Regions from separate parts of the Homo sapiens genome. Here regions 2, 3 and 4 are each linked to region 1. The links are chromatin contacts, found by Hi-C in ENCODE. All regions are on one chromosome and are shown on one strand. The core of a region is the stretch at or near the end of the contact, and the rest is flanking DNA. Distances in the headings are between cores, read along the strand shown.

Region 1 (3,232 bases), core at 488-2,987:
ACTGCACTCTAGCCTGGGCAACAGAGCAAGATGCTCTCTCAAAAAATAAATAGACCGGGCACGGTGGCTCACGCCTGTGATCCCAGCACTTTGGGAGGCCAAGGTGTGGGGGATCCCTCGAGCTCAGGAGTTCGAGTCTAGCCTGAGCAACATGGCGAAACCCCGTCTCTACAAAAAGTACAAAAATTAACTAGGCATGGTGACGTGTGCTTGTAGTCCCAGCTACTGGGGAGATTGAGGTGGGAGGATTGCCTGAGCCTGGTAGATGAAAAGTTGCAGTGAGCAGAGATGACGCCACTGCACTCCAGCCTGGGTGACAGAGCAAGACTCTCTCCAAGAAATATGTAACATTTTTAACATAACATAACATAACATAACAAACTTTCCCTGAATAACTGTAGTCATGCCAAGTGCTCATCCACAGCCTCATAACTTGTGCTTGTGCTTTCTAGCCTTGTTTACTCCTCCATATATGAAAAAAAGAAAAAAAAGCTTTTTAGTTTGTGTCTCTTGGACATTTTCAGATCTTGTGATTGGAACATTCTCTCTATTGCAATAGTCCTTTTGAATAAAATCTTCCTTCTCTAAGTCTGAATTTGTCATTTACAGTGGTAAATATCTTAATTGTTCTGAGATAAATTATGTATATTATCTTTTTGTGGCAAAGGACTTAATATATATTCAGTAGGTGAAAGTAGTTCCTGGGGCCAGGTATGGTGGCTCACGCCTGTAATCCCAGCACTTTGGGAGGCTGAGGCGGGTGGATCACTTGAGGTCAGGAATTCGAGACCAGCCTAGGCAACATGGTGAAACTTCATCTCCGCTAAAGAACGTGGTGGCGGGCGCCTGTAATCCTAGCTACTCGGGAGGCTGAGGCAGGAGCATTGCTTGAACCCGGGAGGCCGAGGTTGCAGTGAGCAGAGATCATGCCACTGCACCCCAGCCTGGACGACAGAGCGTGACTCCGGCTCAAAAAAAAAAAAAAAAAGTATAGGCGTTTGAGGTTGTCATCTCGCACGGAATAGAATAGTAAGTATAAAAAAGGACAATGCAATTTATATCTATTTTTTAAAAGTTACTGCTAATTTCAGGGCTTTTAAATTACTTAATTTTAATCGCAGAAACTTTTCCAGCATGCCATCACCGCTCCGTGTCAACCCATGTTCCCAGACTCCTGGGCTGCTTCAGCGTCAATAACATTACTGGGTAAACGCGCTAGCAAAAAATGCTTTCAACATAAACCGCCTCCATTCTAAGAGGAAAGCAGTTTGGTTTCCAAAATAACCTACACAACTGTGCTTTTAACTTGAAACCGTTTGAAACATCTACGCCGTTCCACAAGACACTACAGATGGCTCTGGGCGCTGGGCTGTGGGCATCACACGAAATCGCAGACCCTAACGTGTCCCGTCCAGCCCCGCCTCTCCCCCGGGTCCCTTCCTGGCGGTCCCTCTGCCTCCCTCCCCCGCGGTCCCTTCGCCTTCCTCCCCCGCGGTCCCTTCCCGCGGTTCCTCCCCGCCCTTCCCCGGCGGCTCCTCCCCGGCCCGCCCCCGGGTCCCTCCACTTGGTCACTCCCCACCCCTCCCCGGTGGCTCCTCCCCGTTCCTTCCCTGGGGTCCCTGCCTGGCGGCCCCTGCTTCAGCCCGGCTCTCTCAACGCCCCGCCCTTTTCCGGTTCCGCCCATCTCGGACCCCGCCCCGGGCCGCTCGGTCGCTTTCCTTCGCGCAGTTGCCCACAGACCCGGAAGTGGATCGTGCGGAGCAAGCATCACACCATGGCGTATGAGTGTTCCTCTGTGTAGACTCAACCTGCGCCTCGCCGTCCCCCATTCGCACACCCGATGCCCGGGGGTCGCTACGGACTTAAAATCTCCGCACCGCACCCTCCACCTCAGGTAAATAGGCCTTGCTGTGTGGGCCCGGAGACGCTTCCTTTTGGGTTAAAGTCGCCCTGAGGCTGGTCCCTGCCCCCGGTCTTTCTGCCTTGGGCCAAGTAAACACGGCCTTTCCCGGTTTTTTAAACGTTTAAGCAGGATTTTCCTGCTTAAAATCCTTTACTGACTCCTCCTCCCGCCCCGCATCGCTTAAAGTCCTCACCGCCTGCCCTGGGCGCCTCCCAGCCTCGCTCTCGTCGGCCCCTGGAGCGCAGCGCCGCCGACCCAGTCCCGGGGAGGCCGCGCCTCCGCCTGGTCCTGGGATCCTGCACATCCCACCCCTGTCCTAAGGCGCCGTCGCCCCCCACCTCCCTCCTCCTCGTGCCGGGCCCTGCTGCTCCCCAGGCCTCCCCTTCGCAGTCACCGCTTCCCTTGAGCCCTCGTTGGGGAGGTGCCCGGGGCCCGTCCTGTGACACCCGGTGTTTTTGCCTGCCCAGCTCCACCCCCTGGAAAATGTACTCCTCCAACATGCAGACATCTTACTACAAACCCTCCAGTGAATGTGTGGCCCAAGGGAATCAGGAGAAAGAGAGACAAAGAGCCACTGAGAGGAGATGGAAAAACCAAGAAAGAGAAAAGAAAAATGAGGGAGACCCATAAACAGATGGCAAAGTGGAGGATGGGTGAGAGATTTGCAGCGACAGAGTGAAAGAAGCAGTCAAGAAAGTAGCAGGGGCAGAAAAGCAATTGGCGAAATGTAGAGAAAAGCTCGATGTCCCGAGATGCAGGACAACAAGATAAGGAGAGGGACAGCAAAGAAGGAGCCTCCTCAGACAGAGAGTGGGGGAGAGGAGAAAGGATTTGGCCGAGGGCAGACAGAGCTGCGTGGTGCTGGGACAGCTGGAGGGGACAGCTGGTGACAAGGCGAGCAGAGGGAGCACCACAACACAGGGAGGCCTGGGATCTGGGAGTGCCAGAGAGTGGGGATAAGCGGGTGTAACAGGGAAGAGGGGATTTAACAGGGAGAGCAGAGGAGGCGCGGAGATGGGGTAAGAAAGAGGCAGAAATAGATGGAGATTGGGACGATGAAAAGATTGGAAAGAAAACGCCACAAGAGGTGAAACAAATTGGAAGAATGGAGTAGAACAGATATAAGGGGAAAAAACAAAGAAGGGAGAAACAGCAGAAGAAAAAAGAGGCACAACATCGTCAGAATCCTAGGGGGAAGATAAAAGGGGAAAAAGGCTGGAGAGACAAGGTGAAAGTGAGAGGCACAAAATGGGGGAGAGGAACACATAGTTATAAAGAAAGAGGGGCGCCCTGGGGCCAGGTGAGAGGTGAGTTGAGATTGGATATGAC
Region 2 (3,067 bases), core at 258-2,757, 3.0 Mb before region 1:
CTCGAATTCCTGACCTCCTGACGTCTGCCTCTGCCTCCCAAAGTGTTGAGATTTACAGGTGTCAGCCACTGCACCCGGCCACACTTCCTTCTGTTCTAAGATATATTTAAAAATTTACCTTTGTGATATTTCTGAAGGAGGGACACAGATATCCTCCTATTGACACACACAGTTAACACAGCACTGTTCACCCCACCCCATGGAAAGATGTTATTAAATCAATAATATACATCTTATGATTGATGCTCACTGAGCTTTGAGGGTATACAGTGGCCACAACAATAGACTTATATGTAACACTGCTAATAGGTAATAATAACCACCATCATTTTTGTGAACTTACTATGGGCCAGGTATTGAACTAAGCAGCTCTTACACATATTACCTTGCAGGTTATCTTATTTTTTCCCATTCCACAGATGAGAAATTGAGGCTGAGAAAGGTGTTATTCCACCAGTGAATTATAGCTTCTTATCTTTTCTGACTACCAGTGAGGATGATAACAATTATAAGCGATAAGTCATCTGCCACTTAGGTGAGAGTCAGCCAAGTACAGAACAGAGGAAGGACCAGAAGGACCAGCCTACAAGGACACTATGGTTTGGACAATTATTTTAAAATATGTGTTTTTTGCAAGAATACCAACAGTAACAGCTAACACCCAGTGCGTCCTTACTAGGTGCCTACCTAACGCGGGGGAAGTAGTGGATTCTCAGGGCTATGACACGAGGCAGTGTGTACAGTCAAGGGTTAAATACACGAATTTAGAGCCAAACTCCATGGGTTCGGGCCGAGGCTCTGGCATTCCGGGTGTGTGACTTTTGGTAGGTGATTTGACTCCTCACCTGCAACATAGGGATAGGACCTACCATGAGGCCCTAGTTAGGACTAGGACCTAGTGCGTGTGAAGCACTTGGAGGCGCACAATGTATTTTCATCACTTCAGAAAGGAGGAAACTGAGGCCATGGCACCTGAAGCGCAGCACTCTCTGTCCAGTAACTAAGGAACCCGGGGTCTCTGTCCAGTAACTAAGGCACCTGGACTCGGGCCACTGGGAGGTGCAGCGGCAGAGAAGGGGTTACCATGATAGAGACGGTAGGAGGACCCGGGGTGGCACGAGCGTCCCTCTCCACCACTTCACTCTCCTCACGGCGGGCCCGGGGACCCGGCCGCGCAGGCGCGAGGAGCCCGGGTTGTCGGGGGGGCACCGCCCTAGACACCCGGAAGTCTCCGCCTAACGGGCCCAGCCCGCACCTCCTGTCCGGGAAGGGGGCGGGGCCGAAGCCCCTCGGCGCGGGGCGCCATAGAGCATGGACGGAGGACCTGCGTCCTAGACACTTCCGGAAGTGGCTCCCTCAGGCGCCCGCCGGGCACCACAGAGCTGGGGGCGGTGGCCGGGATAGCGGGCTCGCCTTCCTAGAGCGGCGAGGACAGGGTGGCGGCCCGGGGGGCAGGGAGTAGGGAGAAGGGGGGGAGCGGCGCGGGCGGAAGCGGCCGGGAAGGTCACTTCCGGCCTGGGCGCCCGTCCCCCTGACCCCAGGGTCTGAGTCGCCGCTGCCGCCGCTGCCACCATCCGCGAGGCAGGAGAGAGGAGGAGGAGTGCGGCGCGGCGGCCCCGGGACCAAGGAGGTGAGGGGTGGGGGCGGGGGCCGTGCGCTGGGGGCCAGGTGGGCGCGCGCTTCGGGAAGCTGGGCTTGGGCTGGGGGTGGGTGGGGAGACTGGAGGGCGAGCGCGACTGGGCGGCGGGCGCGCGTGCGCGCTGCTGGGGGGGCGTGAGTGGGCGCGCGGCCGGGGTGACGCGGGCGGGGGGAGTGCGCGTGCGCGCCGAAGAGCTGTGGGAGGGGACGCGCGCCCGGGCGGCCCGCGGGCGGCGAGCGGGGCTGGAGGGGGGGTGCGCGTGCGCGGGTCCGGGTCCAGGGCGCGCGCGTGCGCGTGGCGGGGGCAGGAGCGGGGGCCTCGGTGGGGGTCCCTCTGCTGCGGGCCGTCGGGGGTGGGGCCGCTGTCCGTCCCCCCGAAGTTCCAACTCCGCCGGTCGTGGCCGGAAGTGGTGGCGACTTCGGGGGGAAGTTGAGGCCCAGGTGGGGGAAGGGGCCGCGCGGTTGGGCTGGCCTGGCCGGATACCGCGGCCCCGAGGGCACGGTCTCAGCCCTCGGCCCCCCCAGCCCTTCCTTCCCCTTTTCGAGTCAGCCCGGGTCCCGTTGCTGCCCCGGGCGGGCTGCGCGTGGCCTTTGATCAGGCGGGTAATTACGGGGATTCTGGCCGGCAGGAGGCCCATTCATTCGTCCTTGCTCGGCAGGCGGGGAGGAAGCGCGTCCCCAGCGGGGGAAGTGACTGGGCCAAGGTCAGCCACCGCGTGGCCCACGGGGCAGGGCGAAGGCGGGGACTGGATCGGGTGGCGACTCCTGAGGCCTCCCTCCCCTGTGCCGAGTGGATCAGAGTGGAGCCCCGCCCTCCTGACACCCCACCCCGACCCCCAGTCCAGGGAGCTGACCCCAATTCATGTGGATGAGTGCTCTGGGACCTGCAGAGTCGCACAGAAAAGTGACCCACAGACACAGAAGGCAGGAGTGAGTGGAGGCAGAAGTTTTTCCAGTGCCAGGCCCTGTGCCGGGCACTAGAGACAGGGAGCAGGGAGATGAACAAGGGCTTGGAGTCTGGGTGGAAGGCAGAGACTGAGACCCGGGCGACAGAGTCGCCATCCAAGGTGACCAGACCCCTGATGGAGAGGTCTGGGGGCTGTGGGAGCCAGGGAAGGCATTTTGACCCAGCCCAGTCCGGGGGATGGTCAGGGCTTTAGGGAAGGAATGGCTTGGTCTGCTCTTTGCGGTGTCCTGCTCCCAGGTCCCATGTTGCGCAGTGCTTAGAACCCATCTGGGGATCCGATTGACCCCAGCGCCGGGAAGCACAGTTGCGTTGATCCTGGCTTAGCTCCTCTGAAGACCGTAAGCCTCTTTGGCTAAACGCTGCTGACATTCACCTGCCTGCCTCTGCGCAGTCCCTGTGGTCCTCCGGCCACGCACGGCCTCAGAGAACATCCAGATCAGATTCCTGCTTGCTTATCTCATG
Region 3 (3,311 bases), core at 1-2,500, 3.5 Mb before region 1:
TGAAGTTTGGTGCTGATACTCCCAAAAGGTCTTAGAACTGTGTCTGGCACATAATAAACACTCATTAAACATTAGCTATTACTATAGCATGCAGGAAACTAAACAAGCACAGAACAATATGGCTAAAAATAGCCCTTCCTCCCCCTTTCTCTTTATTGGAGTGGGAGGCCAGAGGGGAGGGAGAGAAGCCCAAGGAATGGGGATATCTTCCGTTATTGACTAGAACGTGATTAAGCCATAGAAAGGCTGGAATGCCTCGGCATTTCTGGGTGAAGCTGTGAATCTCGCCTTCTTCCCAAATCCTACAGTGATAGATGGGACAAGGCTCTGACGGGTAAAAATCTAAATGCTGAGCTATTCCTTCAACAGCAGCAGAGTACCCAGAAGTAATGCTATAATGGGTAATATTACGGGTAGTGTTCTCTCCCATGGGCCCTTAGTGATATACCAAGGACCTGAGTCAGGTTATCTGGTTAGGTGTCTCTGGCCAAGTCAAGGTCCCTCCCTAACTAAACCCAGCTCCACTCTGACCCAAGGTGACCCTCCAAATCTTTCGACTTCCAGGTCCACTAGCCTTAGAAACGGGGGACATCCTCCTCCAGCACCTGAACCCCGAAAGACAGCACCCAAAACCTCAATGTCCACTCCGGCAGCCACATCCGTCATCTGTCACTCTTACCTGTGTACTCAGTCCCCATGGTCTTCGCTCCTCGCCGTCCTGTGGACATGGAGCCCTGTCCTGGGCTCTGCCCCTTCCAGATAGGGCTGACAGGAAATGCTTCAGCCGAGGCTGCCCCGCCCGGGCAACTTCCCCGGGCTCTAGGACTTTGCCCACACTGGGCTCTACGCAGTCGATACAGGGGAGAACGGGGTAAGCCTCCTCCGGCCGGGTTTCCTGCTCTTGGCCACTTAAAGTGCTTCACTCATTCCAACACACACCGCCTTCCGCACGCCGCCGGGCCATGCACGCAGGCGCAGATTCGCGGCCACGCACCGGACAGTCACACACCGGGCCGCCATCCCCGCGCGCGCTCGCCCCTCCTCAGCACAGCACCGCACGCTCACCACGTATGGGCACTCACAGCCACCAGGCCACACGCGCACGCTCACGCCCGCCGCCCACACAGGAACCAGGACACCGCCCCCGCCGCGCCCCAGTCCAGCCTCGGCCGCTGCCCCGCCCAGACCTCCCTTCTCCTCAGCAACCGGCGGGACGTGCACTCGCCCGGCTTTGGGTCCTTTCCGGAAGTGGGCGTGTCCTCCGCTGCAATAGCCCCTGGGAAGTGTAGTCCGGAACGGAGGCGGCGTTCAGAAATAGGGCGCTGGCTTTGCCAGGAGCGGCTCCTCTCCAAGCCTGGCGGTCACTGCCCTGTGTCCCCTTTTGGGCCTCTCCTGGTCCTCCTGGTTGGATTAGGAGGCCTCTCAGCCCGGAGTCTGGGTCGCCGAAGTACAGGCCCCTTCACTGAAGCGACCCACGGCGCAGGGGTTTCTGGAAGCCATCGCCAGGCTCCGAGTGTTCAGATGCAGCTGCCAGGCTCAGGACGCAGAGAACTGGCTTCCAGCTCGCAGGAGCGCCTGTCCGTGGTGGGTAGGGTCGCAGGCGTGGGGTGTGCAGGAGCAGTGGGACAGCACTGAAACGCAGTCGGTAAGGCGTAGCGGCTACCCTCTGGAGAGGAAAACCATGACAGGGCGGGGCTTGGGGCGCGGGCGGGGCCTACGCGATAGAAAAGTGAGGAGATTGGGATTTGTCTGCTTTGCACACTTGTGACTTTCTGATGGTGCGCGTGTGGAACCTGTTTTATTTCATGCCTACTAGTTACTGCTCTCTGATATACGGTACGCCCCTCACCTCCCCCCACCCCATTTTATCTCTCCCTGCTGGAAGGAGGGTTCCAAGAAGGCACACAGCTTCCGTCCTGTTCAGGGTTATATTCTCAGTGACTAAAACAGCACATAGTAGGTGCTTAGTTTTTTATTTTTATTTTATTTTTTAGGAAATCACGAAATCTAGCATTGCCAGTCTCACCATGACACAACATGTTATAGGCTGAATATGTCCTCCCAAAATTACTATGGTGAAACCCTAACCCCTAGTGTGATGACGTTAGGAGGTGGGACTTTGGGGAGGTAACTGGTTTTAGATTAGGTCATAAGGGTGATACCCTTATGATGGGGTCAGTGCACTTATTAAAAAAGAGGAAGGAGGGGTCTCCATGTTTACACAACCACCAAGCAAAGGCCATGTGAGGACACAGCAGGATGTAACCCATTTGCAAGCCAACGGGGCCCTCACCAAGAACTGAATGTGCCAGCACTTTAACTTCCCAGCCTCCAGAATTGTGAAAAATAAAGTCTCTTAGTCAAGTCACTTAGTCTATGATATTTTGTTATAGCAGCCCCAGCTGACCAAGATACAGCATCATAGATACTGGCTCACCAGAAACTAACTCACCCTCCCAGTCACACTCAATCACCCAAGGCCACACAGTGACATCTAGACTGGACTCTCCTGGATCCAATTTATGTCAGACATCATAAACAACATAATAAAGCCAAGTCTAGCTGTGAAGATACTTTAACTATGAAACAGCAAATATCATCTTAGAGCTTGTAACGTTTGTGGTTATTTGAGTTGGATGAAAATGATAATATTCTCATTTTAGCTCTGGCATATAAAGAGCTCGGAAGCCTTCATTCCCATCTTCACAACAACAAAATCATTCAACAAACTGAAAATCAACTTTTCTTAGATCCATCAGAGAACTGAAGATAGAAAGGTAACTGACACCCCAAAATCCCGAGAAAGAAAAATACATAAAATTACAGCCAAGATTAGCTTACTTGAAGCAGAAGCCACTGGAGTTATAAACTGGTAAAAACTTTTATTTTTTATAATTTTGATGAATTGCTGGAGGCTTAGTGTGGGCTAACTTGTGAGTTAAAAACTCCTAGGGGCCCAATCTTAGATGGGCCCCCACACTTTCGTGAATTTTACCTCCAGAAACCCTATCAAATTCTCTCAGTGAAGAATGGGGAAAAATCTCAGGTTTTTGGGCAAGGGGAGGAGAAAAGTAAGCACCACATTTTCCATAATAAACACCTGCACTCCAAGAAAAACTACTTACTAGAGTCTTGTTGGACCTTGGGGAGAGGCAATTGGCCAGCTCCAGTCCCTCTATAGCCTGTCTGTCTCAGTAAGGCAGGATTTTTGAAAGGCTAAGAAGTGCTTCTGAAGATCACAGTCCAAGGCCTCAAGCCCACTAGAAAAATAGTATTTAATAATAAGATTATAGAATGCTTCCCTCCCCACT
Region 4 (2,968 bases), core at 346-2,845, 4.2 Mb before region 1:
GTGATGTAAGGCAGGTAATTGGACGTATGTGACCCTCAAATTGCTCTTGTGTAAAACAATGATGACAACAGAACCTAATTCTAAAGAGTAATCCCAGCACTTTGGGAGACCCAGATGGGTGGATCACCTGAGGTCAGGAGTTCAAGACCAGCGTGGCCAACACGGTAAAACCCCGTCTCTACTAAAAATACAAAAATTAGCCAGGCGTGGTGGCGCACACCTGTAGTCCCAGCTACTCAGGAGGCTGAGGCAGGAGAATCGCTTGAACCCAAAAGGCGGAGGTTGCAGTGAGCCGAGGTCACGCCACTGCACTCCAGCCTGGGCGACAGAACAAGACTCCGTCTCAAAAAAAAAAAAAAAAAAAAAAAAAAATTTCAGGGTTAAACGAACTGAGGGTTAAATAATACTCACCGATCAGCCCACAGCAAGGACTCAATGACAGTTAATATCATTCTTTGCAATTATTTTTCTTTGTTCCCATTACATCCTTGACAAACTCAAATCCACAAGCTTCTTTAATACCATCAGATTATCTACACAAAAATACCAGACTCTGGGCAAGGGTGTAAGGTGCCACTTTAGCCGGAATTGCCAAAAAAGGCACCTCCAAATAGGTGACACCTGGACAGATGCCAAAAGGATGTGAAAGGGAGGCCCTGCAAAGTTACAGGGGCAGTGTTCGAAGTAAAAGGAAGTGCAAGGAGAAAGCCTGGAAAATGGAAGAGGACTGCACGGTCAGGTTGGTGGCTCTGAAGAGCAAAGGACCAGGGAAAAATGCAAACAGACAAGGTCAGGGGTGGTTGGCCAGGTGGATGGGGTACGGGCTGGCAGGCAACAGAGAAGGTTGGATTTAGGGGAAGTGTGATGAGATCCCTAGAAGGAAGCATCACTCCTTCAACCACGGACTGAACACCTATCAGAGGCCAACACTGTTGCAGGACTGCGGATAAAGGAAATGACAAGCCACGGCCATTTCTCTTAAATAAACGATGGCGACAAAGAAAAATCCTGTGGCTGTCTTGGCTTCCAGCCTGCCCACGAGGCCTCTAGAAATAGCACAGCAGCAGCAAGGCCGAAACCTCGTCCACTCACCTGCGCCGGAGCCATCCACGCCGCCGCCATCCCGGGAATGCCGCGGATCAGCCGACCACAGCCCTTCTCTGTCCTGGGCGGGGCGACCTCGGCTGACTTTCGCACTCCGAGCCTCAGTTTTCCCCCGAAAAAAATGCGCACAAGGCCCAAGGCGCAGCGTCGGGGCTGAGGAGACGGAGGGCGGCTGCGGAGGCCTAGGCCTCGGCGGGCGCCGGTGGGACACCTCGTTAGGGGAGAAGCGGGGCGTCAGGCTCCCGCCAAGACGCGAAGAAGGGGCGTAACCGCTTCACTACCCGTCCCTGCTCAGGCCGCAGAACGCGCCCACCCAGCGCTCTAGGCCCCACACTGTTTCAGGGCCAAACCGGCCCACGGAGATGACGTCACACGAAGAAGCGGAAGTCCCGCCTCCGCCGCCCTGGCCCGCAGAAAACTCTCCTGTCCTGGGTCGTCAATGGCCCAGAGTCCGCGGCCGACGCAAGGGGCAGTGCCTTCTGGGTAATGCAGTTTTTCCCTTACATCTACCGGGTGTGGGAACTCACCCAGCGCATCCGACTGCACGTAAGTGCGCACCAGAACCCCCGCGTCGTCTTAGGGCCACCGCCTTAGTATAGGCACAAGTCGGAGGGTCGAAAGGTCCCTTCTAGCTCAGGAAAATCGAGGTCAGGAGGCGGGGATATTCGCCCCGATTCAGACCCCGAACAAAGGTGCTTACCCTGCTGTGGGCTGGGCCCGCGACTTCTCGCTTGCTTTGCCTCTTTTCTGGATCTTTTCATAGAAGAAAAGGATAAATGAGCAGTTAAAATAGCCACCCAAAGGAGGACGCCTGACAGTGTGCCCAGCCTGCTGGGAAAGGACAGACCGCCCTCTATTGGGCCTCCTTTGGCCGGGCCCAGCCTTCGTAGGATGCAGGGACTTCCGGGTGATGTAATAGGCTTCGCGTTCGCCACGTGTGGACTTCCCGTACCCTGAGGTGGGGAGGCTGCTAGTGGAGCAGGCTTGCCGGGAAGCCCAGTACTCCCATTTCAAGCATGATCAGTTTGAAACGTCAGTAAGACCACAAAGCGTAGTGCCATATACTCAACCTATGATTCAACATTGGCAGAGGGTTCGAGCGTGGATATATAAATTTGGGAGTTATTACTGTAAACTGTTACTTCAAGTCATGATATTGGGTGAGGCTATGAAAAGAATGAGCGTAGATGGATAAGTGACGGGAAAGAGGGGAACCCTGGCCCAACCCAGCATTAACTGGTTGCAGACAGGAGAGTTTATAAAGTCTTGTTAGGAATTTTAACAATCCTAGACTATGCAAAGATTATATTATGCGAAGTCTTAGGAGTCCCCATCAGTAACTTTTTTTTTTTCTTTTCATGACTATGAAAGTGAGAGAATAAAGTCCAGCTTTCAATGGTTTGACGATATATATGGTTAAGGAAATAGAAAGGTGTGCAGAAAGTACTCTCCAAGAGATTTAATTTTGAGATTGAAAATAGTCAAGGAATGGAGATGGAGTCAATTTCCTACACGATGCGGTACTTTTGGAGAAATATTTTTGGCTAAATTAGTGTGCAAGGAACACTGTTATTCATCACTGGCAATAGTAATTTTTGAAAATTGATAAAGACATCATTCTCTTTTTCACATATTTGTGACTCTTAAATTTTTTTTTTTTTTTTTTTTTTTTGAGATGGAGTTTCACTCTTGTTGCCCAGGCTGGAGAGCAGTGGCACAGTCTCCACTCACTGCAACCTCCGCCTCCCGGGTTCAAGCGATTCTCCTGCCTCAGCCTCCTGAGTAGCTGGGATTACAGGTGTGCGCCACCACGCCTGGCTAATTTTATATTTTTAGTAGAGACAGGGTTCTTCCATGTTGTTCA

What was found. Hi-C counts contacts between places; a loop is a spot of excess contacts on that map. Pooled maps may share reads with other maps.
Region 2: a map of CD8-positive, alpha-beta T cell shows a loop between it and region 1 (12-fold over the local background). The contact joins the promoter of ZNF787 here to the promoter of ZNF160 in region 1. A Hi-C loop is called at or near these places in 1 of 168 maps with a recorded cell type or tissue (CD8-positive, alpha-beta T cell) and 5 of 50 pooled maps.
Region 3: a loop to region 1 is called in a pooled map, with 11 times the contacts of the local background. The contact joins the promoter of ZNF470 here to the promoter of ZNF160 in region 1. A Hi-C loop is called at or near these places in 5 of 50 pooled maps.
Region 4: a pooled map shows a loop between it and region 1 (15-fold over the local background). The contact joins the promoter of ZNF460-AS1 here to the promoter of ZNF160 in region 1. A Hi-C loop is called at or near these places in 5 of 50 pooled maps.

What each region holds. Positions count from the first base shown.
Region 1 is chr19:53,101,927-53,105,158 of GRCh38, reverse strand. It overlaps ZNF160 (zinc finger protein 160), which reads left to right and starts at 1,737. Exons shown (of 6, transcript NM_001322131.2): 1 at 1,737-1,894. RefSeq lists a silencer at 1,285-1,694.
Region 2 is chr19:56,119,735-56,122,801 of GRCh38, reverse strand. It overlaps ZNF787 (zinc finger protein 787), which reads left to right and starts at 1,507. Exons shown (of 3, transcript NM_001002836.4): 1 at 1,507-1,630. It overlaps LOC124904772 (a long non-coding RNA gene), which reads right to left and starts at 1,192. Exons shown (of 2, transcript XR_007067348.1): 1 at 870-1,192. RefSeq lists silencers at 1,011-1,380, 1,471-1,590, 1,601-1,680, 1,971-2,290, 2,371-2,420 and enhancers at 1,025-1,740, 2,168-2,462.
Region 3 is chr19:56,565,407-56,568,717 of GRCh38, reverse strand. It overlaps ZNF470 (zinc finger protein 470), which reads right to left and starts at 1,250. Exons shown (of 6, transcript NM_001001668.4): 1 at 680-1,250. ZNF470-DT (ZNF470 divergent transcript) reads left to right here and starts at 697. Exons shown (of 2, transcript XM_047439806.1): 1 at 697-1,645. The coding sequence starts at 697. The coding sequence ends at 1,635. RefSeq lists enhancers at 811-920, 1,301-1,510, 1,521-1,570.
Region 4 is chr19:57,278,961-57,281,928 of GRCh38, reverse strand. ZNF460-AS1 (ZNF460 antisense RNA 1) reads left to right here and starts at 1,595. Exons shown (of 3, transcript NR_136529.1): 1 at 1,595-1,650. It overlaps ZNF460 (zinc finger protein 460), which reads right to left and starts at 1,444. Exons shown (of 3, transcript NM_006635.4): 1 at 1,093-1,444. The coding sequence starts at 1,122. RefSeq lists enhancers at 1-82, 1,011-1,602, 986-2,185, 1,603-2,194, 1,309-2,248 and a silencer at 539-588.